Linked DNA regions of Homo sapiens: regions 2 and 3 are each linked to region 1. Evidence: chromatin loops called from intact Hi-C (ENCODE). Cell type or tissue: natural killer cell. All regions are shown on one strand. Links, peaks and the distances in the headings refer to the core of each region. The heading gives the core; the rest is flanking DNA.

The links. A loop is a pair of places that touch in the nucleus more often than their neighbours do. Peaks named below come from ENCODE experiments on the same cell type or tissue, not always from the same donor. Only the 100,000 strongest peaks of a DNase experiment are listed, where the experiment ranks them.
Region 2: a loop joins it to region 1, with 11 times the contacts of the local background. A loop is called at or near these places in 7 of 110 quality-filtered maps.
Region 3: it touches region 1 in a loop (3-fold over the local background); 16 of 110 quality-filtered maps call a loop at or near these places.

Annotation. Positions count from the first base shown.
Region 1 is chr17:39,063,696-39,073,371 of GRCh38, forward strand. PLXDC1 (plexin domain containing 1) reads right to left here. Exons shown (of 14, transcript NM_020405.5): 12 at 8,755-8,790; 13 at 6,161-6,321; 14 at 1-4,264. The coding sequence ends at 4,145. It also overlaps the pseudogene RDM1P5. Among named protein-coding and RNA genes, the nearest start is that of LINC02079, 41 kb to the left of the region's middle. RefSeq lists an enhancer at 8,279-9,067. In natural killer cell, for the core only: CTCF peaks have their summits at 5,851 and 6,051; a DNase peak (open chromatin) is centred at 5,846.
Region 2 is chr17:39,169,906-39,179,581 of GRCh38, forward strand. CACNB1 (calcium voltage-gated channel auxiliary subunit beta 1) reads right to left here. Exons shown (of 14, transcript NM_000723.5): 12 at 8,079-8,174; 13 at 7,445-7,630; 14 at 3,548-5,752. The coding sequence ends at 5,288. CACNB1-AS1 (CACNB1 antisense RNA 1) reads left to right here and starts at 4,724. Exons shown (of 4, transcript XR_934743.3): 1 at 4,724-4,812; 2 at 5,958-6,054; 3 at 7,102-7,430. RefSeq lists enhancers at 5,503-6,104, 6,881-7,382, 7,383-7,882. In natural killer cell, for the core only: CTCF peaks have their summits at 5,202 (motif pointing left) and 5,408; a DNase peak (open chromatin) is centred at 5,186.
Region 3 is chr17:39,235,095-39,244,770 of GRCh38, forward strand. It overlaps the pseudogene LOC101929578. Among named protein-coding and RNA genes, the nearest start is that of STAC2, 14 kb to the left of the region's middle. RefSeq lists an enhancer at 9,260-9,676. In natural killer cell, for the core only: a CTCF peak has its summit at 4,686 (motif pointing left); DNase peaks (open chromatin) are centred at 3,687 and 4,677; H3K4me3 peaks cover 251 bases; H3K27ac peaks cover 1,738 bases.

The sequences.
Region 1 (9,676 bases), core at 1,090-9,089:
TAGAAGGCTGGGTGCCCTCAGTCCCCAGATCTTTGAATTCTACCATTAAGTTCAGGTAGGTTTTTGGAGACAGAGATTGGCCGCATCATATCTGTGACACTGACTCTTCTGGTGTAGGTTTGCTTGGCCAGGGAGTCTGAGTGCAGCCCCTGATCAGTGCTTCATGCCAATCTGTGAGTCTGTTCCAGGAACTAGAGGAGAGAGAGCCTTAGCCTTGCCTGCAACCAGATGAATGGTTAGCTTTAGTGGTGAACACTTTGCTTTTTGAATAGTGTGGTTGGCTGGCAGCTCTTGTCATTGTTTATCTCTCAATTTAACAAACCAAGCTGAAGCCTGAGCACAGCTACAACCTTGTCCAATCTCTTTAGCAACAAAATACCTGTGTGTGCATATCTTATTGCTCAAAACATTAAACAAGGCTGTATACAAACACACACACAAACATACACAGATACACTGTACAGGAGACCCCTGATAAAACACACAAATTTTAAAAATTTATTTTTAAACAAATGCAGTGGGATGATCATAGCTCTCTGCAGCCTTGAACTCCTGAGCTCAAGCAATCCTCCTGCCTCAGGCTCCCAAGTACCTGGGACTACAGGCGTGAGCCACTGCACCTGGCCATGTAGTGAAGGACTTTCTAAGCAAGACCTTGACTTGGAAAGTTGCCACCAACTCCCCAGCTCTGTGAGAAGTTTTAGGGGCAGGGGGTTTAAATTATCAAATTTAGCTGGTTTGCAGGGGGAGTTCTTTCCCAGTGATGAGTTGGGGCTGCTTCTCCCCAGAGTAAAAAATGGCAGCAAATAAATGTTAGATCACAGCCTCTTCTTAGTCATACCCATTTATACATGTCATGAGGGTCATTGCCAAAGAAAGAAGTGAGTTAAGTGTAAGGGAATCTGGTCGGGGGTGGACCAATAACCAGACTCATCCGAACGCTTGGCTGATGGTTTTCCAGTTGCTCCGTGGTTTATCCTTTGTGAAGATGCAAGTGACAATCAGAGTTGGAAACGTGGGGCCTCAGCTCTGCTTGATAAACCAGGCAAGGAAGAGCTGAGGGTGGAGTAGGGGGGTGCCGGTGGAAGGAGGGTCTGAATTTGAGGAAGAAAAAGGACAGTGCAGCAAAGAGTTGGGTTCCTTTCAAGCTTCTAAAGGACACAGTGGGCTGTAACAGAGCTCTCTGAATGAGGGAAGCACAGCCCACCAGCAGAGCATTTACCACCTGTGTGTGTCTCAAATGGCCAGTGGGGCAGTTCCTGCTGTGGCCTGATTCCATGGACAGCACCACTCATCTCACTCCCCAACTCTAGCACACGTTTTCCCACTGGGAGCTCGGCCAACCATTTTGGATCCCTGAAGGGAAAGAATGTCAGGAGTGGAGGAAGGGGTGGTGATGCGGTGAAGCCTCTGCTGCTAGCCCCTGCAGGCAGAGAAAGTTCCAGATGCCTCGGCCTCAGTCAAAGCAAGCCTGGCTGACCCATAGGATGTCAGTGGCATGGGGAGTGGATGTATTTGGCGGCAGATGGCCTGTTTGTTTATGACAAAAAGTACTAGAGATGTGTCACCAAGAGAGGCCTATGGATTTCTTAAGCCAAAACACTTGGACAAAGTCTCCCAAAAAAATAGAACCAAGCATCTCATAGAGTTAATGATTGTCTACAGGATCCCTGACAATGTAAGCATTTCTTTTTCCGTTCTTTTTTTTTTTTTTTTTTTCGGAGACAGGGTCTCACTCTGTCACCCAGGCTGGAGTACAGTGGCATGATTATGACCCCCCACTGCAGCCTCAACCTCCCGGGCTCAAGTGATCCTCCTGGCTCAGCCTCCCTAGTAGCTGGGACTACAGGTGCACCCCACCACACCTGGCATTTTTGTTGTTGTTGCCCAAGCTGGTCTCAAACCCCTGGGCTCAAGCAACCCTCCCACCTCAGCCTCCCAAAGTGCTGGGAGTACAGGCACGAGCCATCAGGCTTGGCCAAATAAGCGTTTATTGGACAGATCCAGTTCTCCAAAGTTTAGAGCAGGTTAACTTGGTAGCTATGGAGTATGACCAGATGGAGACATGGGTCTTGTGGCCGGCCCTGCGACTGGCTGACAGTCCAGCAAGGCAAGGAGGTAGGTACTTCACACACTGTGCACACCCATCTCAGGCAGCCGTAGACCCCTACGCCTCCCCACCCCACAGGCACATGCAGGCTCCAGGGAAAGCAAGTAGTTGGCAGGTGCCTCTCCAACCTGGTGTCTTTGGGCATCCTTGCCCTGGGCGACACAGTGAGACCCTGTCTCAAAAAAAGTCCCTCCCATGCCAGCTGCCTGTGTCCCAACCACTCAGGTGCTTTGCCTCTCAACAGAATCCACCTGCAGTTCCCTGCTAGGTATGTCTCAAGGAGCCCTCTAGCCACCCGACTTGTCTTTAATGCCTATAAAATCCAGTTCAGAGGAGGAAAAATATTTATCAGGCAAGTCCTGCCTTTGGAGGTATGTACAGGCACTGACATCAGAACAGGGCAGTGAGTAAACCCGGCACCGAACAGGCCATCAGAATAGGGAGCCCCACATGGTAAATGTGGCTGCGCATAGCAAGCTCACCCAGGGAAGGCTGGGCTGCAGGTTGGGGTAAAGCCCTTGATGCAGGCTGTAACATGTTTTGATGCAGAAGTTATTGGTTCTGAGTAGAAAGGGCAAGGTAAGAGAGCAAAGCCTAAAAATGCAGTTTCCCCCTTGAGTTCTTTTCTCTCCTCTTATTTGACTTCCCTCCCATGATAACATGCCCCAAGGGCTGAGAGCCACTATACTGTGTTTAACAGATGGAGAGAATACCTTCTTTAGGCTTTCAGAGCTACAGAAGCTGGGGCTAAAATGCCAACTCTATAGCCATGAGGATCTGCTTTCTTTTTTTTTTTTTGAGACGGAGTCTCGCTCTGTCACCCAGGCTGGAGTGCAGTGGCACTATCTGAGCTCACTGCAACCTCTGCCTCCCAGGTTCAAGTGATTCTCGTGTCTCAGCTTCCTGAGTAGCTGGGATACAGGCAAGCGTCACCACACCCAGCTAATTTTTTGTATTTTTAGTAGAGACATTTTAATTATGTTGGCCAGGCTGGTCTCAAACTTCTGACTTCAGGTGATCCGCCTGCCTCAGCCTCCCAAAGTGCTGGGATTACAGGCGTGAGCCACTGCACCTGGCCAAGGACCAGCTTGTGAGTCTAGGGAACCTGGAATGCAGCAGCCCCAATCTTGACTTTAGTTAACCTGTGTCATATGCAGGGGCTTTAAAGGTGGCCAGGAGCAGGGCATCTGGCTATCTGGCTATCTCCAGGTAGTGGGTCGGGGAGGCTCTGAGACTGCTACAGAGCAGACCATTGACAGCCTGTAACTGAGTCCAAATTCATTCTGCTTGCTGCGTCATAGCCAATACGTTGAGAGACAAGGAGTTGGAGCAAGGAAAGGGACTTTATTTCGGAGAGCCAGCAAACCAAGAAGATGGTGGACTAATGTCCTAAAGAACCGTCTTAAAATTATGCGGGCTTTGCCTTGTCTTTTATGTTTAGGTCGGGGGAAAGGAAGGGGCTGACAACCGCAGACATCTGGACACCAGCAAGGGTCCAGGGGAGGTTTGCAGAACTTCTTTGTCCTTGGCTAACAGTCTGTCATGTGACAATAGCCAAACCTCCTCATTCCTATAAATCTTTAACAAAAACAGTTAGCTGTTTACATGCTTCCCCTTTAATCCCAGAGTTAGTTTTGCAAACGGCATGATTCCTGTTTTTGCGTTTTATGTCAGTGCTCTAAAGTTATCCTAGCCTAGGTGCAGGAATAGGTAAAGGCCCCTTAAACAAAAATGGAGTTAGTTATGTTAGTTCTTCTGCTGTTTCATGGTTACAAGACACAGAAGAGAACCCTTGCATCAAAACAGGATGAGATTAGGTTGTTGTTCCTATAAAAAATCCATGTGGTTGTTTTTTGGCCCCCTCTTCAATATTCGGGGTGTGCTGACGAAGCGAGCAGCAGCTCTGGAGCCATAAACCACCATCTCATCTCAGCCCAGGGCATGCTGGGAGAGGCCAGGAAAAGTCACTTCTCTTCTTTGCTTTAACTGTCTTTTCTGTGGCCTCAAAGTCTTCAAAGGGGAGACTTGGTGTTCTCAGCACTGCTCAGCCTCCATGAAGCCCTCCTTCTCATGGCCCGAGGGCTCCACCTCCGCATAGGTGGAATGGTCAGGGTGGCTGCGAAACTTCATGGCTGGCCAGTGGTGAGGTCTACGCTGCAGAAGGCACAGAGGCAAAGTCAGTGGGCATGCCCCCGCCCCCATGGGGACCCCACACTCCTGAGCGACAGAGCCAACCAAGACTGTCTCTTATAAGGGCCCTGGGGCACTTGGGCCTACCAGGAGCCACACAACTGACCTTCAGGGACCCTCTCCCTAAAATGTTCCGTGCTGTGATCCCCCAACCACTGGGAAACCTGCCGAAAGCTAGAGTGTGGAAGGAGGACACTTTATCCTTCACTGTGTGGTCTGCAGAACTCACAGCTGAAAGGTTCAGCAATACACCAAGTGGAGACCTAGGACTGCAATGTGAGGGAGTGGCTCAGAGATGGCTGGCATGATGCTTGAGGCTCTGAAAATGCCAAGATAACCCTCCAAGGTAGCACAGGATCCACATCAGAGTCAACAGGGGGCTTATTAAAATGCAGATTCTGGCCTGTGCAGTGGCTTATGCCTGTAATCCCAGCACTTTGGGAGGCCAAGATGGGCAGATCACTTGAGGCCAGGAGTTCAAGACCAGCCTGGCCAACATGGTGAAACACTGTCTCCACTAAAAATACAAAAATTAGCTGAGTGTGGTGGCACGTGCCTGTAGTCGCAACTACTCAGAAGGTTGAGGCACCAGAATTGCTTGAACCCAGGAGGCGGAGGCTGCAGTAAGCCAAGATTGTGCCACTGTACTCCAGCCTAGGCGACAGAGTGAGACTGTCTCGAAATAAATAAAATGCAGATTCCTGGGCCTGCCTTAGACCTGCCCTATCAGAATCCCTGTGGCCCAGGGATCTGCAGTTCCCAGGTGTTACCCAGGTAGGCTAAGACTTCAGAATGACTAAGCCTCCTAAGAAACTGGGGGAATGACCTAGGCCTGTGGGTTAATGAGGCTGGTGGGCTTGTGACCCACGTGGAAGAAACTAGGGTCACAGAGGCACCACTGCTGCACTCTGTGGGGAACTCGTAAGAAGCCAGAAGTGGAGGACTGGGGGCAGGAGCTGCTGAGCTCTGCAGCCCCGAGTGAAGGGGGCTGAGCCTCACATCCCATGCTGCCCCTCAGGCTGGCTCTTCAGAATTGAGACATTCAAAACTTAGTATCCTCAATTAAAGCTCCCAGAGGGCAGCTCTTATCATTATTTGGCTTGTCTATTTTATTTTTATTTCTATTTTAGAGATGGGGTCTCCTCTATTGCCCAGGTTGGAGTGCAGTGGTATGGTCAGGGCTCACTGCAGCCTCAAACCACTGGGCTCAAGGGATCCTCCCACCTCAGCTTCCCAAGCGGCTGGGACCACAGGTACGTGCCACCACGCTGGGCTAATTTTTTAAATTTTTGTAGAGACGGGGTCTCACTCTGTTGCCCAGGCTAGTCTCAAACTCCTGTGCTCAAGTAATCTTGCCTTGGTTTCTCAAAGTGCTAGGATCTTAGGAAGGAGCCACTGCACCTGCCCCTCAATTTTAGCCTTAAAAGCAGGTATCAGTAGGCAAAAGAGGCAGAGACCCTGGTTCCCTCATGGCTTTGAGTAAGTACTGAGCCTGGCATTTGGGCATGAGAGACCATAAATCACTGGAGATAGGCTGCACAGCCACTAGATGAGCACTATGTGGCACTGTGGCCTTCTTTCTTTCCTCTGGGGATTTTTTCTGATTTCACAAATGGGGGAACAAAAGCAGAGGGGCTGTTCCACAGGACAGGAGGGCCGAGGGAGTTCTGAGGTGCTGATTTATCAGGGTGCAGGACTTAACGGGCGCCAGCCATCTCGAAATGTGCCAGGATGGGGTGGATGAAGTTTTCTCAGGTATGTGGCAGGGGAGAGGGAGAAGGGGAGAGGCAGGGACCGAATGGCCCAGGAGACGCCGACGCAGAAGCAGACAGGAGCCCTGTGGCCACAGATGACACGGACCTCGATGAAGAAGAGCGCAGCATTGGATGTGGGGTGGCCATTGATGTAAATTCCAGCCAGGATGATGGCCGCCACGAGGAGGACTGCCAGCACGATGCCCACGATGGTGCCCAGGTGCACAGGAGTGCCCTTTGTCTTGGGGGACAGGTTGTTCTGAAGGCCTGTGGAGAGATCATTAGGGCAGACAGGGGCTGCAGGGGAGCAGGGAAGGTCGAACCATGGGGTCTTGGGTTCTAACAAAGTCTCAGAGATGAAAGCCGACAGAGCCTTTGGGTCCACTTATCCAATACAGGAAGAGGTTGGGTGGGAGTTGGAATCATTATGAGTAAGGCATTCATGTTCTTGACACCATCTGGGTAGTTTTCCAAAATCATGTAAAAGTTGCCCCAAATGTCTAATAAGGATCATAAGAGAAGTTCTCTCTGATATCTGTGCCACTACATAAGTGCTATTAAGGAATTCACAAAGGGCATCGGAGGGTTAAGAGTTTGGGATCTGAAATCTGGCTGCCTGGGTTGAAATCTATGCTCTGCCACTTACTAGCTGTGTGACCTTGTGCAAATTATCTAACCTCTCTGTGTCTTCATTATCATTTCTTTTGAACAAGGATAATAACACCCACCTAATAGGGTTATTGTGAAGGTTAAAATTAGATGATCCATGTCAAGCACTGAGGACCATGTCTCCCATTTTGGATGACTTCAATAAGTATTAGCTATTATGATGGCAAATGACCATAGTTTTTCCTATCACTGTCCACTCCCAGATTGTGACCTCTTGCAGGGCAAGGATGATGTCTTATTCAACTCTGTGTCCTCAGCTCTTAGAAAAACTGGCAGGGGCTGGCCGCAGTGGCTCACCCCTGTAATCCCAGCACTTTAGGAGGCCGAGGCAGGCAGGTCACCTGAGGTCAGGATTTCAAGACCAGCCTGGCCAACATGGTGAAACCTTGTCTCTACTAAAAATACAAAAATTAGCCAGGCATGGTGGCACGCGCCTGTAGTCCCAGCTACTCAGGAGGCTGAGGCAGGAGAATAGCTTGAACCTAGGAGGCGGAGGTTGCAGTGAGCCGAGATCGCACCACTGCACTCCAGCATGGGCGATAGAGTGAGACTCCGTCTCAAACAAAACAAAACAACAAAACTGGCAGGCCCGTCAGAGAAGCTCAAAGAAAGTCTATGGGATGATCTAGGTCCTCTGGAAGCTAATAAGCCAACAGTCACCCTCTGAGAACATCCTAGGCACTTGAAATACGTCCCGGGGGAGAGAGTATTTTCCACAGAGCTGGAAGCTCAACCCCTTTTGTGCATGACTGAGGTAATGGAAATAACAGAGAGGTTAAGTGATTTCCCCACAGACACACAAATTCAGTGCCCACCACTAAAAAACCTAGTTCCCTGACACTACCTTGGGTGGCTATTTGCCTCTTCACCCTATCCTAAAAGAGATAATGAGGTAGAGAAGACAGATGAGCAGGTTGGCAACAAAAATGTTGCATTCTTCCTACATAGCTAGTGGGTGGGTTGGGAGGGAACTAGGGGTGGCAAGTTTTAATGGGATGTTGCATGCACTCAGAACCATTGTCTTCCCCATCCCCTTTGCTCTGCTCTGCACTCTGTAAGCAGAGGACACCCAGGAGAGAAACTATCCTGGGGCACTCCAGGGCATGGCTAGGGCCTCTGTCTGCCAACAGGTGGGAGGACTGAGGTGAAATGCCCCAGGTGAGCCTCCCCTGACCTGGATGGCAATCAGCCCGCAGCCTGCAGTGGCTCTGATGATTTGATGATGAAGGCTTCTGCTGATGAGCACATGGTGCACAGCGAGGGGATTATGGCCCAGCCACCCCCACAACACACACACACACCCACTGCCTATGGAGGAGCAATGGCTCCACCTCTGCTGGGGGACACCATCACACTGTGCTGCATTAATAATCTTTCCTCTCCTGCTGGAAGCCCTGATGACAATCTCCAGCCCCCGGAGCTGGAAGGCACTTTCATCTCTACTCTTGCACAGGTTGCCGCAAAGGCCTGAGCTGGCTCTGGGCAAAGGGCAGGGGAGGTGGGGGCAGCTCCCACCCTCAGAAAGGAGATTATCCTTCTAGGTAATCCTAGGAGGCTGCAGGGAGTCCCACCTTCTGGCATCCTGCAAAAATTGTAGCGGACAATTTTATGTCCTCTGCCAGCCTGAGTGAGGAAAGAGAAGCTGCTCTCCACCCCTTGCTGACTATGAGCCCATGGGGATCAGAGGGGATGGCCACAGGCCCCACCTATACCTGCCCTGGCTCAGTCCTTCCCCTCCTCCCACTCCTTTCTGGGCAGTGAATATTCAAGGACAGAGAGCCAGGAGAAGAACCACAGGAGGTTCAGGGCTGAGATGAGAAATGTCTAGGGTAGACATGTTCCTTCGATCTAGGGCACCTGTGCCCAGAAGCCCCCCTGCCTCCCCACCCAGCAGGAGGTCTGGGATGCTCAGGCTGCCGTTGCTCCCTCTCCGCACTCATAAAAATAGCCCAGGCGACTGCTGCACCCTCTTCTGGGGTGGGTCCAAGAGGCGCTGGGTCTGACGCTGAGGGCAGGCAGTTCTGTACTCACCGTCTCCTCCTGCATAGGGATTCAACTTGGTGTCATCTTCAAAGAGAGAAGACAGAAGGAGCAAGATTAGTGGAATCATTACAGCCTTTGTCACTCTGAGTCCAGATGGGATGAAAGTTCAGCCCAAACTTTCATTTTAGAGGTAAGGAAACTGAGGCTCAGAGAGGGGAGGAGACTTGCTCAAGTCACACAGCAGTTGAGTGTAGCTGGAGGCTGGGGAGTAAATGAGCGGGGACTGGTGAGAGATGAGGCTGGGAGTGGAGGGCCGGCTGCCTGGAGAGCAATAGGAGGCCATGCACGTTCTTCTGTGGGGCGACAGAGAGATGTGTAAGGGTTTGAAGAGGGGCTTTATGTGTCACAAGGTCAGATCAGCCTGGAGACTCCCTGGGGCTGCAGTGTGCAGGAGAGAGTCCCAACCCACTTTCTGTCTATACCTCGAGGCCTGTAGCCTGTGGCTTTCTAAGTAAGTTTCAAGGGTCCACCCTTCCTGTGGTTCCTTCCCATGCAGATTTTTATGGGGAAAGAAAAGCAAGAGTTCCATGTCAGGAGAATGCTGTAAATGACTGAAGATTCTTGCCCTAAGCACCTGAACTTTATTTATTTATTTATGTATTTTAGAGAGAGGGTCTTGCTCCGTCACACAGGCTGGAGTGCAGTGGTACAATCACAGTTCACTACAGCCCCGACCTCCTGAACTCAAGTGATCCTCCCACCTCAGCCTCCCGAGTAGCTGCGTCTGGCTAATTAAAAAAGATTTTTTTGAGATGAGGTCTCACTGTGTTGCCCAGGCTGGTCTCCAACTCGTGGGCTCAAGCAATCTTCTTACCTCAGCCTCTCAGAGCACTGGGATTACAGGCGAGAGCCACCTCACCTGGCCTAACAAGGTATTTAAACACAACTTTGAATCTATTTCGTTACTGCA
Region 2 (9,676 bases), core at 1,120-9,119, 110 kb after region 1:
TCCCTCCATCGCCCAGGCTGTAGTGTAGTGGCTCCATCTCAGCTCACTGCAACCTCCCCCTCCTGGGTTCAAGCGATTCTCCTGCCTCAGCCTCCCAAGTAGCTGGTATTACAGGCACCCACCACCACGCCTGGCTAATTTTTGTATTTTTAGTAGAGATGAGGTTTCACCATGTTGGCCAGGCTGGTTGCGAACTCCTGACCGCAAGTGATCCACCCACCTCGACCTCCCAAAGTGCTGGGATTACAGGTATGAGCCACCGTGTCCGGGCTGCAAATGCAATTTCAGGCAGAAGGCACATGGGGCACAAATACACTCAGACACCTGCTTCCTCCTTCTCAAACCCCCAGCCCCCGCTTGCAGAAGCTGATGCATCCTGGGACAAGGGAATTAGCACTGAACTTGGGGGTCAAAGGCACCACAGAACTTGACATCTATATATCTGAGTTCAAATCCTTGCCTCATGGCTGTATAACTGTGGTCAAATAGTTTAACCTCTCTGAACTTTGTAAACTGGAGTTAATAATACCTGACATTGATTCAAAACATCAGACTCTACTCCAGACCTCTCTGTGGAGCTCCAGACCATGTACCCAGCTGTCTTTTCCTCTTCTCTCTCTTTTTTTTTTTTTTTTTTTTGAGATAGAGTCTCGCTCTGTCACCCAGGCTGGAGTGCAGTGGCGTGTTCTCAGTTACTGCAACTTCCACCTCCCGAGTTCAAGCAATTCTCCTGCCTCAGCCTTTGAGTAGCTGGGATTACAGGCGCCCACGACCACACCCAGGTAATTTTTGTATTTTCAGTAGAGATGAGGTTTCACCATGTTGCCCAGTCTGGTCTCGAATTCCTGACCTCAATTGATCTGCCCACTTGGTCCTCCCAAAGTGCTGGGATTACAGGCACAAGCCAGCACGCCCAGCCTCTGCTTCTCTTCTTGAATGTCCCACAGGCACCTCAAACCCACTTTGACCAAAGATGGACTGATCACTTCTGCCCCTAACTTCTTTGTTTTTTTTTACCTGCTTTTGCTGAGAAGACCACCATCAGCAGTCACTCCCTTTTTTTTTTTTTTTTTTTTTTTTTTAAGACAGAGTCTTGCTCTGTCACCCAGGCTGGAGTGCAGTGGTGTGATCTCAGCTCACCACAGCCTCGCCTCCTGGGTTCAAGCGATTCTCCTGCTTGGCCTCCAGAGTAGCTGGAGGCGTGTGCCACTGCACCCGGCTGATTTTTGTATTTTTAGTAGAGACAGGGTTTTGCCATGTTGGCCAAACTGGTCTTGAACCCCTGACCTCAGGTGATCCGCCCGCCTCGGCCTCCCAAAGTGCTGGGATTACAGACATGAGCCACCACACCTGGCCACCTCTCTTTCTCTCTCTTTTTTTTTTTTTTTTCTTTTTTTTTAGACGGAGTCTCCCTCTGTTACCCAGGCTGGAGTGAAGTGGTGTGACCTCAGCTCACCACAACCTCCGCCTCCCAGGTTCAAGTAAATCTCCTGCCTCACCTCCCGAGTAGCTGGGATTATAGGCGCCGCCACCACGCCTGGCTAATTTTTGTATTTTTAGTAGAGATGGGGTTTCACCATGTTGGCCAGGCTGGTCTCAAACTCCTGACCTTGTGATCCACCCACCTCGGCCTCCCAAAGTGCTGGGATTACAGGCGTGAGCCACCGTGCCCGGCCTCACCTTCCTTTCTCTTATCAGCCGCCTCCACTTGCTCTCCAAGAGCTCAAGATGCTAACATTTATTTATTAATTTAATTTCTTTATTGAGACACGGTCTCGCTCTGTCATCCAGGCTGGAGTGCAGTGGTGTGATCATAGCTCACTGCAGCCTTGACTTCCTGGGCTCAAGAGATCCACCATACCTCAGCCTCCCTATCACAGCCTCCCGAATAGCTGGGACTACACACGCAGCTAATTTTTAAAATTTTTTGTAAAAAGGTGGGTCTCACTATGTTGCATAAACTAGTCTAAAACTCCTGGGCTCAAGCATTCCTGTCCCCTTAGCCTCCCAAAGTGCTGGGATTACAGGCATAAGCCACCAAGCCCGGCCATCTAACTGCTAGATCTCTCTGGCCTCTTTGCCTCCCTTCCAGTCCCACTGCTGTGGCGTAAGGCAAACCCTCCTTTCGCACCTGGATTATCACAGCTGTTTCTAAGCTAGGCCTTCCAATCTATGCGCCAAACTGCAAACAAAGCAATCTTGCTAATTGCTTACAATCCTTCCATTTCTGCATACGAGCTTCAGGACAAAGCCCAAACTCCTTAACATGACTCAAGGCCCACTGTGACCTGCTCCTGCCAATTCACCTTGAGAGCACACTTTGGTGGTGAGGTGCCAAGAATATGTCATGCATGTCCCCTGCTTTCTCTGCCTTGAACACTTTCCCCATTTGTCTGCTAACCATGCTTCCAGATTCTACTCAAGCCTCACCTCTGCCAGGAAGCCTCAGCTGACCTCCCCAGGTTATGGGACTAACCCCTCTTTCAGGTTCCCACAGTACCCAATGCTCCCACAGTACCCAGTGCTCCCACAGCAGAGAGCACATTATGCTGTGCTGAAATAATCTATGGCCCCTACGTAGACTTGTGCCTGGTACATAGGAGGTGCTCAATAAACATTTGTTCAAGGAAGAAACACAGGAATGAATGATTCTGTAGGAAGGCAGTGGGAAATGCACTATGCTGGGAGGCAGAGACTAGGCTCTCATCAACTTTGCCATTGGCTCCCCCAGGGAACTGGGGTCAGCCACTTGACCTCTGGGCCTGCCCAGTTTCCCTTTCCTTTGATCCACTAACTCCTCATCTGTAGGGTCTTGGGGGATGTCTTTTGCCCTACACACACACACACACACACACACACACACACACACACACACTCACTCATGTTGGGCCTCAGCACTCAGGTAGCGGACTCAGGAATTTTAGTCCTCCACGGCGACCAGCACAAAAAACAAGAACCAGGGTGGGCACAGTGGTTCATGCCTGTAATCCCAGCACTTTGGGAGGCCAAGGTGGGTGGATCACCTGAGATCAGGAGCCTGGCCAACATGGTGAAACCCTGTCTCAACTAAAAATACAAAAATTGGCCAGGCGTGGTGGCAGGTGCCTGTAGTCCCAGCTACTCGGGAGGCTGAGGCAGGAGAATCACTTGAACCTGGGAGGCGGAGGTTGCAGTGAACCGAGATCGCGCCACTGCACTCTTCAGCCTGGGCGACAAGAGCAAAACTCCATCTCAAAAAAAAAAAAAGAAAAAGAACCAGGAGGGAGGGGAAATAGTTTGAGGGTACTGTGTGAGGCAGGACACAGGTGGTTGCAGTAACTGTCAGAAGTCCACATCCTGCCAGCTGGGGATGGGAGGAATGGGTACACTCACCTGCTGACTTTCAGTCTGGGACTGGCAGAATCCCTGATTTTCTCTGACCTGCCCCCACAAGTAGTCTGCCTCCCTGTCCCCAAAGCTGGTTAGCAGGAACGAGGGGGGCATTAGTGGAGCCAGAAGCTCAGCCCCTCCCTCTCCTGAGGTGTTGGGGCACAGTGATGCCACAAGAGCAGAAAAACAGTCATGTGTATTTAAGACATTGCACCAGTGGGTCTGGATCTCACCCACTGAGCAACATTGAGCTTCCCATTGCCTTTGGCTCTACTTGTGGAGAGACAGGTAAGTGAAGGGGCTCAGGGCCAGTGTGGAGCTGGGACTGCCCAAGCAGCTCCTGGCTTGGGCACAATACATCAGAGGGCCAAAATCAAAGGATCATCTTTTCTTTTGAGTCAATGACTCAGGGCACAACATCTTCAGGCACCCACCCTTTCAACTCCCCGTGCATATCAGCAGCTCCCAGGTGCCTACGCTGACGACTATGTGGCGAGGACAAAGAAGCAGGCTTGGGAGGCAGCCACAAAGGACAGGACAGTGGTTTTATATATGGCAAAATACTTCTCCTAGGGGAGTACAGACAAATATAGACAGACAGATGGGGGCACAGGACACCAGACAGGGAGGGGGGAAGGGAGGGCAGTGGTGTCTTCTAATCAGTAAGTGGAAGCTGCACCCCACCCCCAGGTGGAGGGTGGGACATTGGCACAGGAGGTGGCGAGACAGGCATGAGGTGCCCATCCCTGAGGCGGGCAGCCGGGCAGGCCCCAGTCCTTGTTGGCACACTCGGCTCTCTCTGGCCCAGCTGGGATGCTGGGGAGGGGCAGGGTTGCTGGGCTACAGGGATGCCAAGGCAAAGGGATGCCCCAGGGGAGAGGGGGTACCAAGGCCTCTCCTGGGGGAAGTGAACATGGGTAACAAACAGAATCACGAGAGGCAAATACAGAGCAGCAACAGCAGCAGCCAAGCCCCCCAGAGGAGATCCGAGGTCCCAAGGCAACCCCTGGGCACCATCCCACGGGTCCTCTCCCCTGGGGCCTCAGGGTGAGGGTGAAGGAGCAGTTTTTTGGTTTAAAATGAGGCGGACCAGAGTGTTCCATGGGCTCCACACCCAGGTGGCACAGGGATGGGGGGCTCAGATGCAGAGGGGCCCCCTCTACTAATGGCAGCAGGCAAGGGATGTTGGAGGCCAAGCTCATTCCTGGGGTAGGCAAAGGCTGAGGCATGGAGGTGGGGGGTGGGGAGCAGCGTCTCGGCCGCTCACTCCTCAGGGTTCTGGGCCCTGGACGTTGCCATGGCCACGGAGGGTAGAGGGTGCTGTATGCCTGCCAGCTTCCACCCAGAACCCTCCCCAAGACAAGCTCCCCATGGGGTGTCCATGCTATGGCTTTCACCGACCAGACGATGCTGCCAGGAAGCTGGGAGGAAGGGGCAGGCAGGGTGAGGGACCTTGGATCTGGGGTCTGGGGAAGAGAGCCCCCATGGGAAAGAATCTGTGGCCTCCCTTTCCAGGAAAAGCGCCCAGCCCTTCCCCAGTACTGCAGCTTGGGAGAAGGAGAGCCATCCCACTTAGGACCGTCACTTAGGGCCCCGAGTAGAAAGAGTTAAGGAAGTGCACCTTTTCTCTAGGAGGGTGAGGGAGGAGAGCCCCTTAAGATGGGAGAAAGGGGACACTTCAGAAAGGTGGGTATCCCCCATCCATCCACAACAGGCAGGTAAAAACCGACAGCTGGGGCTTAAGGGCCTCCCGGGAGCTGGGATGGTAACACCAAAGAAACCCCAAGCTTTGAGCAAAGGCATCTGAAAGGAGGGAGACAGCGCCCCCTGGAGGCGAATACATGTCAGGTGTGAGCCCCTCGCTCCCTCCCCTCCCCTGGGCTCAGAGCCCTTCCTCCCGCCGTGTGGCCCCTGCCTCTCAGCGAATGTAGACGCCTCGTCCCCAGCCCTCCAGCTCATTCTTGTTGCGCCCCAAAACTGGACCCCCACCCTCAGCGCAGTAGCGGGCCTTATTCCGGCCCCGGTTCCGGTTGTCGGTCAGCTCTTCCTCATAGTCTTCTTCCTCGTCCTCCCAGGATCCCTGTCGGGCTGGGGGCGTGCCGCCCCCTGCAGGGTCTCCAAGCCCTGGCCCCTCTGAGGGGTCAGTCTCCATGTCCACACATGAGTCTCCCAGCTCCGTGTAGGCAGAGTTTCGGCTGCCGGGGGTGTCGGCATCAAAAGTGTCTTGGCGGGACAGTGCCCGTAGCGTGCCTGCCCGGCCTGGTGGGTGGCTGCTGGGGTAAAGGCCTGGGGGCTGGCCCAGCTCCCCTGGGTACTCGTGCATGCTGGCGTGCTCCCCGGTGGCCCGTTCCAGTGGCTGGTCCCCGGAAGCAAGGTAGGGTCCCTGGTTAGCAGACGGACAGCACACACCATGCAGATCAGGCAGGGGTGAGAAAAACACAACAAAGCAAGGCAAGTTAGTGACAGCATTAAGAGGTCCGGCCTGGATGAAGAGGGTGCTGGCTCTAGAGGAGGGGCCCCGGGGACAAACGGCTCTGGAGCCCAGCCAGAGGACAGACCTCAGGGCATTTGCTCCTCTCTCGGGACAGGGGGCACCCGACCTTCAACAGATGTGAGGACATATGAACTCTCAGGGCAACTATGGCCAACAGCCGTGAGCCATGAGTCACCGCTTCCTCAGTGCAGGTCATTAATGCTATCTTGGGGCTAACTGTCATTAACAGCTCAGTATTGCCACTCATTAGCGGTTGATTCGGTTAGTCATTGCCTTTGGTTTTCCAAATATATTAACGGGATTTCAGCTCAAACCTGCTGACCCTGGCTTCTTCGACCCACACCAAACCCCAATCTCAGGCTTCCAGAACCCCATGCTTCTCCCACCATTCCCTAGTCGGATGACACCATCTCCAAGGCTGATGGGATTCCTCCCTTGCCCCCAACAAGCACTCAAAGCAGCAAGCTGGGGAAGGCTGCTGGGTCTCCCCCTCCTACTGAAGATGAAGAGGTGGCCCAGTGTCCTTATCATCAAATGTCACGTGGAGGTGGGGCACAAGAGGGGTTCCAGTCCCTCCCCTGCCATGTCAAGCTGTGTGACCCTAAGCAAACAGTTCCCCTCTCTGTGGCCTCATTTCTTGGTTGTAATGTGATGGGGGTTAGACCTGAGTAGCAGTTTCCAAACTGTTACCTAGAGATCTGGGGTGGCATTGGGTGGGAAGGGCACAGAAGTGCTTCAGGGGTCCCCATGGAGGTGGAGGGGAGGCCATTCCCCTGGCTCCCTCAGGGCAGAGCAAGGATGCATTATCTAACATCCTCAGCTTCCACGTAAGATTCATTGAACAAATGGGCTCTGTTGCTGAAAACAAATTTGAAAGCTACAGTCTAGAATGATTTCATGGGTTTCTTCTGGCTCTTAAGACCTTATACTTAATGGTGTGCCATCAAGAGGTGGGCTGTGGCTCCCATGGGAGGAGGGCAAGGCAGGATGGGTCTCCCATGGGAGGTCCTTTCCTGGACTTTAACTGGGAGAATGGTGGAAGGTTCAGCATCAAGTCATAGAAGATGCCACATTCTTGGTCCCTCTTGAGGGGCCTTGTGGAGTCAGGGCTCCAGGGAGGGAGAGTCCAGGTTTAACGTAGGTTTCCCTGGCTCTGAAGGCCCCTGCTCTGTTGGGTCTAAAAAGGGTGTGGAGTCCAGCGAATCAGTTTATCAGTCTTCCTCGCATGTCCTTCCTAGTCCCTTGTCTTAAAAGCGCTCCCATCAGGCCTCATATCCAGCGGGCAGCAGATGCGCTCCTATGGCACCAGGCCCAGGAAGACAGCACCAGAAGCCCCAGACCCATCAAAAACCACAGACACCAGAAGCTGCCGCTCATCTTATTTTTTTACAAAATAAAGCTCTTCCCTTCCTCCTCCATGTTCCCTGCACTCCAGTTCCGACCCCAGAGCAGGAGGGAAGACGGGCAGGGCGCCCACTACATGGCATGTTCCTGCTCCTGGGGCACCACACTGCCCCGCTGTGAGGACTCCAGCCCGCCCCAGAAGCCGAGGTTTCTCCTGAGCGAGGTGAGCACCTGTACCTGGAGGTTGGAGACAGGGGCAGGGCTGGCAGCCAGGGCTGCGGTAGCCATGGTGCGGTTCAGCAGCGGATTGGGTGGCGTGCTGCTGGGCGGGTGTGTGGCCTTCCAATAGGCTTCCAAGTACTCCGCCAGATGCTCGCAGGCATCCTCCAATTGGTTCTCATCCAGGATGATGTCAAACATTTCCTGTGAAGGCGGGGTTAGGGGGCAGGGCTGGGATGAGTGGGGCATGGCCAAGGGGGTTGAGGGTGTGGCCTGGGTGCAGTGGGTAGAGTCAAGGGATTGAAGGACAAGGTTAAAAAGAGGCCTCTGGATGTAGAAGGGAAGGAGAGCTCTCAGATCTACAGATTGGCAGAACTGCAAGAAGTTTTGGCACTCAGTCCAACTCCCTCATTCTAGAGATAAGGCAACCAAGGCTGGGAGACAGGGCTTGACTCTCCACGCAGAAGGGTGCTTCTGGGGCTTGAACCCAGTCTTTGACTGACGGGACCTGCGCTCTTCCCAGAAGACCAGTCTGCACCCACAGGCCTGACCCAGGTGTTCCTGGTCACCCTGTCTCTCATGTAGGCCAGAGGAAACCAGGACAACCCAAATGTTCTCCCTCCATTCCCTTCCCTGGGATCTAGGCACTCACAGGGGGGCACTGTGCCAGCTTTTCCGAGGCCGCTATTTGGACATTGAGGTGTTTGGACTGAGACTTTCCTCGGGACTTGATGAGCCTTTGAAGTACCTGGTTTGGGGAGAGAGAAAAGGAAGAGGAGCTAGAGGGACTCAGGCAATGCACCCAGTCAGAGAGGCGGGTCCTGGTTGGATCAGCATGGAGAGCCAGTGTCAAGACCCTTGAATGCTCCATAACTCTCAGCCCTGGGCACCTCTGCAGAAAGGACCTCAGCAGCCCTGTGTCTACCCTATGCAAAGCTCAGGCTCTCTCCTGGTGTTATGCCAGCCTTCCTTAGGGGCTATATGAAGGGCAGTGATTCTCCTTCTCAACTTCTCTAACATTGTTTGTAGGCCCGCCCACTCTCCTTTTTTTTTGTTTTTTTTTTTTTAAATTTTAGAGACTGGTTCTCGCTCTGTCACCCAGGCTGAAGTGCAGTGGTGTGAACATAGTTCACCTCTACCCTGGGCTCAAGCGAGCCCCCAGCCTAGCCTCCTCAGTAACTAGGGCTACAGGCACGTGCCATCATACCCCACTAATTTTTTTTAATTTTTTTGTAGAAACAGGGTCTTATTATGTTGCCCAGGCTGGTCTGAAACTCCTGGCCTCAAGTGATCCACTTGCCTCAGCCTCTCAAAGTGCTGGGATTATAGGCGTGAGTCACTGAGCCCAGCCACACCCTCTATATTAACAACGGCAACAACAACAGTCTTCCTTTATGGGGCACTTGCTACATACCAGCATTGTTCTGTGCTTTTCACATGATCAATTGAGTCCTGACAACAATCCTGTTAGATAGCTGCTATTATCATTCTCATCTCAACAACAAGAACCATAATTATAATAATGCAAAACCGGAAACTAATCATGAGGAACAATCACACAAACGCACACTGAGGGACAGACAGTCTACAGAATAGCTGTCCTGTACTCTGCCTAAATGTCAGTCTCTGGAAAATTCAAGAAAGGCTGAGGAAGCCTTCCAGATTAAAGAAAACTATACTGGCTGGGTGCGGTGGGTCACACCTGTAATCCCAGCACTTTGGGAGGCCAAGGCGGGCAGATCTTGAAGTCAGGAGATCGAGACCATCCTGGCTAACATGGTGAAACCCCATCTCTACTAAAAATACAAAACATTAGCCGGATGTGGTGGTAGGCGCCTGTAGTCTCAGCTACTCAGGAGGCTGGGGCAGAAGAATGGAGGCAGAGCTTGCAGTAAGCCGAGATGGTGCCACTGCACTCCAGCTTGGACAACAGAGCAAGACTCCGTCTCAAAAAAAAAAAAAAAAAAAAAAAGAGGGCCGGGTGCAGTGGCTCATGCCTATAATCCCAGCACTTTGGGAGGCCAAGGTGGGTGGATCACGAGGTCAGGAGATCAAGACCATCCTGGCCAACATAGTGAAACCCCGTCTCTACTAAAAAAATTAGCCGGGCATGGTGGCAGGTGCCTGTAGACCCAGCTACTTGGGAGGCTGAGGCAGGAGAACGGCGTGAACCTGGGAGGCGGAGCTTGCAGTGAGCTGAGATCGCCACTGCACTCCAACCTGAGCGACAGAGTGAGACTCTGTCTCAAA
Region 3 (9,676 bases), core at 898-8,897, 170 kb after region 1:
AATTATTGTCTTTACTTCTGGGGTAAAAGCTCTCATCATCCCCCTTATGCAGTTGCAACAAGAGGCTCAGAAAGGTTAAGTCACTTGCCCAAGGCCACACAGCTGGGCTTGAACTCTCAGAGTCCATCTCAAGAAACATGCTCTGGCTGGGCGCAGTGGCTCATGCCTGTAATCCCAGCACTTTGGGAGGCCAAGGCGGGCAGATCACCTGAGGTCAAGAGCTCGGGACCAGCCCGGCCAACATGGTGAAACTCTGTCTCTACTAAAAATACAAAAATTAGCTGGGCGTGGTCCATGTGCCTGTAATCCCAGCTACCCGGGAGGCTGAGGCACAAGAATCGCTTGAACCCGGGAGGCGGAGGTTGCTGTGAGCTGAGATCATGCCACTGCACTTCAGCCTGGGCGACAGAGTGAGACTTGGTCTCAAAAAAAAAAAAAAAAAACAAAAAGAAGGAAGAAAAGAAAATAAACGTGCTCTTAACCCCAACACTAGTGCACGTCTCTTAGTCCCTGCCCTCTGGGAGATTTCACTCTGGTGGGAAAAAAGACATTAGACAAAGTACGCAAACCTTCACTGCACGTTGGATAATTACCATGAAGGACCTTAGTAGAGCACTGCAAAGCCCAGAGACAGACGGGGAGAACATGAGCGTCAGCTGGAGGGTCTGTGGGAAGGGCTAAGAAGCAGGCAGCAAGTCTGAAATGTGAGCAAAGAGTCTTCCCCAGGAGAGACTTAAGGTGGTGCTAGAGAGGACCTCAGGTGGAAAAGACTGAGGGTTTGAGCCAGCCCTACTCACGGTCTAACTCCAGAGGGCGCTGTTCAGGGCAGATGGTGCCCTGTAAACTGTACCCGGAGGTGCCAGGGACATTTAGCTGGGACGGGGACCCTTCATCTCACTTCTGGGGTGGAGACATTTGTGTGCACAGATGCACAGACCACACAGTGATTGCCATATGGTATTGTCAGCTCTGTGTGTGTGTGTGTGTGTGTGTGTGTGTGTCCTGTAAGCGAAAAACATCCTACGTGCTCCAGTCTACCCCTTTCGTCATAATTTTGCCTGGAACTCAGGACTCAGCCCTTTTGACCACCCGCATGCGGGGAGCACGGGGTGCCTGAGCTCTGGATAGGGCAGGATTCTACCCACCCAGGTATCCTGAGAGACAGCCTGGCATACGGTAGGCACTCGAGAACAGTTTGTTGAATGAATGAATGAATGAATAGACAGCTTCCTCTCCCAGCCCATCCTTTCTTTGAGGGAGGGGCAAACTTCACTCTCCAGCTCTCCAGGTTGGAAAGGTGCCTGGGAATAGGAAACAAAACAAAATGTTTTGGCTGGAGTAGAAAAAGGCTCCAGCCCTGCTCAGACAGGCACGACTCCCCCCAGGCCAGCACCAAGCTACACAGGGACCCCTCCTACCCTCCTCTCCCCGTCTTCCTGGGATCCTGCTCTGCCCTCCCCAAGGTCTTGAGGGTGCCTCCCAGCCTGGAATCCAACTCAGGGCGTGGGGTAGGTCCTCACAGCCTTGGGGATAATGTATGGAGGGGACCTCAGGGCCTCTGGCTGCTTCTTTGGCCCTAGCAGCAGGAATGCCTCCATCACCCTGCTCCCCCATCCTCCCCACTTGGATTCCATCCAGACTCCTGGGGGAAGAAAGCCCGTGGGACCAAGTGCCAGGTGCCTGGAGATGCAGGTGGCAGAGCAGGGGACAGGCATCTCTTTGGCTCTGCCGCCCCCCAGGCAGGCCCCTCAGAATCTGGGAGCCTGGGTAGCTAGAGTCCCATGAGTCAGCCACATTTTAGTACCCCATCTCTGCTCTCTGCCCTAGTTCTGTTTATATCAAACACAGTAGTAGGAGGTGGGCAGGGGGCTGGGGCTGTCTGTGTACAGTGACAACATGTGCCCAGTGTGGAGAAAAAGGCCCACCCACAGGCTGACTGTATTTGTCCATAAACATGGCCTGCTCCAAGCCCCAGGGCAAGGAAGGGGCAAAAGGACCAGCCCCACTGGAGCTCCTGGGCTGCTCTAATGGGGAGCCCTCCTGGGCAAACCTCCCTCTCCTGGAAGCGCCACCCCCTGGAGTGTTTCCACAACAAGCTGGGCTGTGTTCTGTAAACTCCAGTCCCCTAGCTAGGTAGCCCCCAGCTAAAGGACAGGTGTCCTGCCACCAGTGCATGTGTGCGTATGTGTGTGTGTGTGTGTGTGTGTGTGTGGTCAGGCAGAGGAGGGAGGGAGGGCAGTGGGCATCAGAGGCCCTTTTGCAGGTCCCTGTGACGCTGTGTCTGCCTGTCCTGTCCCCTAGAGTGGACAGGCTTCTCCCGTGGCGTCAGGGGAGGGGCCGATCCCAGGGGTCTCCAGGATTCTGTGTGGCTTATGGATCTGGGGCCAATCTTGAAACCTGAGGGTGCCCCTCATTGCCCCTGGGCCTCTTGGGGACCAGTAGAGGACTGGACATCCATCCTTGTGACTTTGTTTTGCTGTACCCTCCCCTTCAAGTTAATGATTGCTGGGGAGCCCTTGGGACCCAGATCTTGATTCCCCCCAACCTGGGCTGCCCCCACAGGTCCGGAGTGTGCTAGAGCCCTGGGTGCTCAGCCAATAAGAGGCCCAGGCCCCGCCCCACCCTTTTGCGGGTGTGCTTCTGTGTATAAAGGTAGAGGCCCCAGGTGAGGGGCCAGTGGGTGCAGCCCAACCCCACGCTGAGCTGTTTCACAGCCGGCCCTGCCCCCTCTCCAAGATGCTGTTTTGGCACAACCAGCCGGAGCATCTATGGCCCAGTCCTGGGGACCTATACCCTGGGCCCCCCAGCAGCCTGCTCAGGTAAGGGCTGGATCCCCCAGGTCCCGGGGAAAGTGCTGGTCTGAAGTTGGAGTGGACATCATCCATTTCAAGCTGAGGGAAGTGGGGCTCCCATTCCCGGGCTCCTCTGGAGATGGGGAAGTGGTCAAATGTACCTGGAGTTCAGTGTGTCCTGGGACATCTCAAAAACACCCTGATCCCACTTAGGACATTTTTGTTGGGAATTTACTCAGTATCAGGCAAGCTTTGAGGTTGCAAAGACAAGTAATTGATGGCAGCTGTTGAGTAGAACAGCCACAAATCTGAGATCAGCACCTTCAGGGAGGCCTCCTGGAGGCCTGAGGAGCTGAATGGGGGTCCCTTTGGCCCTGGCTGCAGCTTGGGGACCTGCTACAGGAAACTGTGGGTTCCCCAGAGGGAAGGTCTGGCATAGAGAGTCAAAGACCTTTAGAAAAGGGGATGGACAGGGCAGAAAGCTGGCAGAGCCCTCCTCTTCCTGGCAGGGAGCCCCTGCCCTTGCCCTACTTGAAGCAGGAGGAGCTGCCCAACATCCCTGGCACGGAGCTGCCCTGCCCCATGTTCTAGTACGTGCTCTGTGCAGCCACCTCGCCAGCCGTGAAGCAGCAGGAGGAGACCCTCACCTACCTGAACCAGGGTATGCTAGGCCTGGGAGAGGGGAGGAGCTAGTGGGCAGTGAGCTCGGGAAGCTGGGCTCAGGGTGAGCTGGAGGTGGTAGGTGCCACTCTGCCCCTCAGAGTGGGGCTCACGCAACCCCTTAATCCCTCCCACGCCAGTCCTATGAGGTCCGGATGCTCTGCAGCTCCAAGCCGTGTGATGCCACCCAGTGCCCCCAGCTGCTGAAGGTGGGTACACTCCTCCCCGGAAGTGGCAAAGGCTGGGTATGACTGTTTCTCTGGGCAAGAAGCCAATGTCATCACAGTGATATCATCGTCACGGAGAACCCTCTCACGTCCGTCATTTAATTGGACCCTCACAACAGCTCCGTGGTGGGCAAGAATTGAAGAAACAGGCACAGAGAAGTTAAGTGTTTTCTCAAGGACACAGAGCCAGCAAGTAGCAGAACTGAGATTTAGAAACACATTTACACAGTGTAGGCTGGCCACAGTGGCTCACGCCTGTAATCCCAGCACTTTGGGAGGCTGAGGCGGGCGCATCACCTGAGGTCAGGAGTTCAAGACCAGCCATGGTGAAACCCCGTCTCTACTAAAAATGCAAAAATTACCTGGGCATGGTGGTGCACACCTGTAATCCCAGGTACTCGGGAGGCTGAGGCATGAGAATGGCTTGAACCCAGGAAGCAGAGGGTGCAGTGAGCAAAGATCGCACCACTACACTCCAGCCTGAGCAACAAAGCAGACTCTGTCTCAAAAAAATAATAATAATAAAAATAAAATTAGAAATATATTTACACAGTGTTATTCACACACATGACCTTTTCTCAAAAAATTACCTATTTAGCCCCCATTCTATGCCAGAAAATGTTCCATGAGCTAGGGATTCATCAGTAATGAGACAGATGTGGCTCCCTTCCTCAGGAGGCTTGCATTCTACTAAGACAAACAAGTAATTACACATATTCTGTGAAATGACCAACAGTGACATGTTGCAAAGAAATGGGTGGCGTGCCTAGGGTGGGAAGGCATTAACTCCCCCTTTTTACAGATGAGGAAACTGAGGCTCAGGGTCTCTAGATTACTTCTCTGGTTCACAGTCGTGAGTGGCAGATGGGCATTTGAACACGCATTGGTGATTCTAAGTCCTAATGCCTCCTGGGGTAGGAAGGGAGGTGTGGGAAGGTCAGCCTACACAGGTGTGAAAACTGGGTCCTCAATGCTGGCGTCCTCTGACTGTGCGCCACGCCCTCCTGTGGCTGCAGAGTGTGGTGCAGGTGATGTTCCACGACCCGCACCTGCAGTACACAGAGCAGCAGCGGCAGCTGGCTGGGTGGAGGTGGAGCCGGGCCCAGGGACCGCATCCTGGACATCGATGAGTGGGGAAAGGCCGGGGGCCCTTCGAGCCTGAGCTCTGGCTCAGGAGTCCTTGTGGACTGGGAAGGCTGAGCCTGGCTCCCTGCTTGCCACCCTGTGCCTGCAGATGTGCCACTGTCCGTGGGAGTGATAGAACCCCAAGTGCTGCTCTCACAACTCAACATGGTGGAGTTTCACTGGGACCCAACAAAGAGGACATCTCTCTTCCTGCAGGTGAGCCTGAAGCTGGGCCTGGGAAAAGGCTGGAGGTCAGAAGGGGGTGGCAACCGTGTAGGTGGAAAAGGAAGGTGAGTTTGGGCAGGGGTGAGGGGAAAATAAGAATGACTCTCGGCCAGGTGCGAAAAAAAAGGATATATATTTTTTCTTTGCTTTTTTTTTTTTTTTTTTTGAGATGGAGTTTCACTCTTGTTGCCCAGGCTGAAGCGCAATGGCATGATCTCGGCGCACCACAACCTCCACCTCCCCGCTTCAAGCAATTCTCCTACCTCAGCCTCCTGAGTAGCTGGGATTACAGGCATGCGCCATCATGCCCGTCTAATTTTGTATTTTTAGTAGAGACAGGGTTTCTCCATGTTGGTCAGGCTGGTCTTGAACTCTCAACCTCAGGTGATCCACCCACCTCAGCCTCCCAAAGTGCTGGGATTACAAGACTGACCCACCGTGCCTGCCTTACCACTTCTTAGCATGGATCTTACCCAGGTCCTGTAGCCTCTGTGAGCCTTAGTTTCCTCACTCTAAAGTTGGACTCTTTCACTGTTTTTCACGGGATTATGGGCAGGCTACTGTGAGTACTGGGTGTGAAGAGAGAAGATGCTGCTTACCCTTAGAATCCTGGTGCCAGGCCAAACACAGAGGCTGCAGGCTGCTCGGGGTGGCAGGCCTGAAAGGCTTCCTGGAGTGGATTGGCAGATTTAGCAAATAAAATATAGGATGCTCAAATTTGAATTTTACTTTATTTTTATTTATATTTATTTATTTATTTTTGAGACAGAGTCGCCCAGGCTGGAGTGCAATGGCGCGGTCTGGGCTCACTGCTGCAACCTCTGCCTCCCAGGTTCAGGTGATTCTCCTGTCTCAGCCTCCTGAGTAGCTGGGATTACAGCACAGGCCACCATGCCCAGATAATTTTTGTATTTTTAGTAGAGACAGGGTTTCACCATGTTGGCCAGGCTGGTCTCAAACTCCTGACCTCAGGTGATTCTCCTGCCTCAACCTCCCAAAGTTCTGGGATTACAGGCATGAGCCACTGTTCCCCATTTTATTTATTTATTTTGAAACAGAGTGTTGCTTTGTTGCCCAGGCTGGAGTACAGTGGTGTGATCCCAACTCACTGCAACCTCTGTCTCCCAGTTTCAAGTGATTCTCCTGCCTCAGCCTCCCAAGTAGCTGGGATTACAGGAGCATGCCACCATACCCAGCTAATTTTTGTATTTTAGTAGAGAGATGGGGGGTCTTATCATGTTGGCCAGGCTGGTCTTGAACTCCTGACCTCAAGTGAACTGCCCGCCTCAGCCTCCCAAAGTGCTGGGATTACAGGCGTGAGCCACTGCACCCAGCATTATTATTTTAAATTATTGTTTTTTTTATATAGAGAGGGTCTCACTCTGTCACCTAGACTGGAGTACAGTGATGCAATCATAGCTCACTGCAGCCTGGAACTCCTGGGTATAGGCAATCCTCCTGCCTCAGCCTCCCGAGTAACTGGGACTATAGGCATGTGCCACTAGGCCCAGCTAATTCTTAAATTTTTTTGTAGAGGTGAGGTCTCACTCTGTTGCCCAGGCTGGCCTCAAACTCCCGGCCCAAAGCGATCCTCTTGCCTCTGTCTCCTGCTGTGTGCTGGGATTATAGGTGTGAGCCACCACACCAGCCAAATTTAAATTTTAAATGTTTTTTAAAACAAAGTCTCTTGAACCCAGGAGGCAGAGCTTGCAGTGAGCCGAGATTGCACCACTGCACTCCAGCCTGGGCGACAGAGGGAGACTCCGTCTCAAAAAAAAAAAGAAAAAAAAAATTTTTTTAGTATAAGTATATTCCATGCAATAGTTGAGATACACTTACACTAAAAATTATTTGTTGTTCATCTGAGATTCAAACTTTACTAGGCATCCTGTATTTTATCTGGCCGCTCAACTACCCTTGAAGGGGATGTCTTAGCTCAGATGTGAGTAGGGGAGCTTTCTGGGTAGAGGCCTCTGGGGAAAACTGCAGGTGTGTTGGGGTCCTGATTAGGGAGGCAGGGTGGGTCAGTGGGTTCACTGACGGATGAGAAAGAGCAGCCGTGCAGCAATGCTTGACTTGACTCTTTAAGGTGATCCAATACCAGGGTTAGGAACTTTGCTTCTGGTCTCACAACCATGGGGAGCCATTGAAGGATTTTGACCAAGGGAAAGAACGTAGTAAAGTGATGCTTTAAGAATGGAAACTTGGGGCCGGGTGCGCTGGCTCACGCCTGTAATCCCAGCACTTTGGGAGGCCGAGGCGGGTGGATCACGACACAAGGTCAGGAGATCAAGACCATCCTGGCTAACACGGTGAAACTCCGTCTCTACTAAAAATACAAAAAATTAGCCGGGCGTAGTGGTGGGCGCCTGTAGTCCCAGCTACTTGGGAGGCCGAGGCTGGAGAATGGTGTGAACTTGGGAGGCGGAGCTTGCAGTGAACCAGCCTGACCAACATGGAGAAACCGTCTCTACTAAAAATACAAAATTAGCTGGGTGTGGTGGCACATGCCTGTAATCCCAGCTACTCGGGAGACTGAGGCAGGAGAATTGCTTGAACCCGGGAGGTAGAGGTTGCTGTGAGCCGAGATCACGCCATTGCACTCCAGCCTGGGCAAAAAAAAAAGAATGGAAGCTTGGCCGGGAGCTATGGTTCATGACAGTAATCCCAGCACTTTGGGAGGCCGAGGCGGGGGGATCACTTGAGGTCATGAGTTTGAGACCAGCCTGGCCAACATGATGAAACCCCCATCTCTACTAAAAATACAAAAATTAGCTGGGCATGGTGGCATGCGCCGGTAGTCCCAGCTATTCCAGAGGCTGAGGCAAGAGAATCGCTTGAACCTGAGAGGCGGAGGTTGCAGTGAGCCAAGATCACACCATTGCACTCCAGCCTGGGTGACAGAGCAAGACCCCGTCTCAAAAAATAAAATAGAATGGACACTGGTTGGGGATGGAAAGTTGCTGTCGTAGTATGTGGCTGACAGGTGGCAGGCGGGTAACGGGTTTTGGGTGGACTCCCTTGCATGTGGGTGGATCTGGAGTCGCCCTGTTTTCTCTGTTTCTTCTCCATCTCAGTTCACACCTCGGAAGAAAGGTGGAGAGAAAGGCATCCCTTTCCGCCTCCAGATCGACACCTTCAGGCCCAGTGACAAGGGGCTGCCGCTAGACCACCTGCACTCAGCTGGCTGCCTCATCAAGGTGTTTAAGGTACAGGCAGCAATGGGGCCCATTTTCCTCTCTCTCAGGGCTGTCACCTGGCCTCGCCGGCTGTGTGGGTTCTGGCCCCACGTTGCTGTGGATCCTCAGCCTGCTGTGCCCCATCTCTTGGACTGTTTCCTTTTCTGTACACAGAGGGATGGGGCTTGGTCTCTGTCTCACAGCCAATCCAACAGAGCCACTGAAGAGAGGCAGGCAGGTAAAGAAAGAGTCTTTGGGCCGGGCGCGGTGGCTCACGCCTGTAATCCCAGCACTTTGGGAGGCTGAGGTAGGTGGATCACAAGGTCAAGAGGTCGAGACAAGCCTGGCCAATAGGGTGAAACCCCATCTCTACTAAAAATACAAAAATTAGCCGGGCGTGGTGGCACGAGCCTGTAATCCCAGCTACTCGGGAGGCTGAGGCAGGAGAATCGCTTGAACTCAGGAGGCGGAGGTTGCGGTGAGCTGAGATCGCGCCACTGCACTCTAACCTGCACAACGGAGCGAGACTGCAGCTCAAAAAAAAAAAAAAAAAAAAAAAGAAAAGAAAGGAGCCTGAGGCTTTCCTCATCATCCTCCTGCAGCACAAAGGAGCGGAAACTGAAAATGGACCGTGAGAAGATGGAGAAACAGCCCCTGCATGAGAGGGACAAGTATCAGACCGCCTGCGAGAGCACTGTCTTCTTGGAGGTGTGTGTGTTGGGGCGAGAGCAGGAGGGGAGAGTTGGAGAAAAGATCCTCACGGTACAGATGGGGAAATGGAGGCCTCCAGGGCTCTGACTGCTGCAAGCCCATCACAGCCCCCTGGGGACTCCACCACTTCCTGCAAAGGACACTCTCTGCCCTGTCTGTGGTTGTTGAAGCTTCCAGGAGCTGACGCCCTCCAGGCTGCCTGTCCTACGCGGGCCATCGCCACCTCCTTCCTTGTGTGCTCCCTCTGCCTGGCCCCCTCCTCCTCCTGCTGCTCCTCCTGGCCAGCTCCTCCAAGGCCCTTCCTCACTGCCCCAGGCCCGCCGGGTGGTTAACTTCTTCCTTCCTGTGGAAACCCAGTCCACTTGTCAGGCCCCTGGTCAGCTCTTAATATACAGGTGGAGAGAAGGGAGCAATGACCAGCCTTGCTGTGTGTTTGCCTGCAGTGTTCGCCATGGCCGGAGTCCCCTGCAAGGCCCCGGCCACCTCTCAGCTCTCTGGCTCTGACCTCTCCCCACTCCTGCAGGCTCTTGTCCCCAGAAAGGTGAGGCAGGATGAGCACCTCCTGTCAGCCCTTTGGGGTGAGAGTGAAGAAAAGAGCTCCCAGCCCAGGCATGGAGCAAAGGGCAGGGCTGGGGATTGGTGGGGAATTTGTGGGGTGAGGACAGGAGCAAGCTCTGTGTCCCAGGGCAGGCCTGGAGGAAGGGTGTTGGTGGAGGGAGACTGGCTGTAATGCTCCGCAGAGTTCTTGAACCTTTGC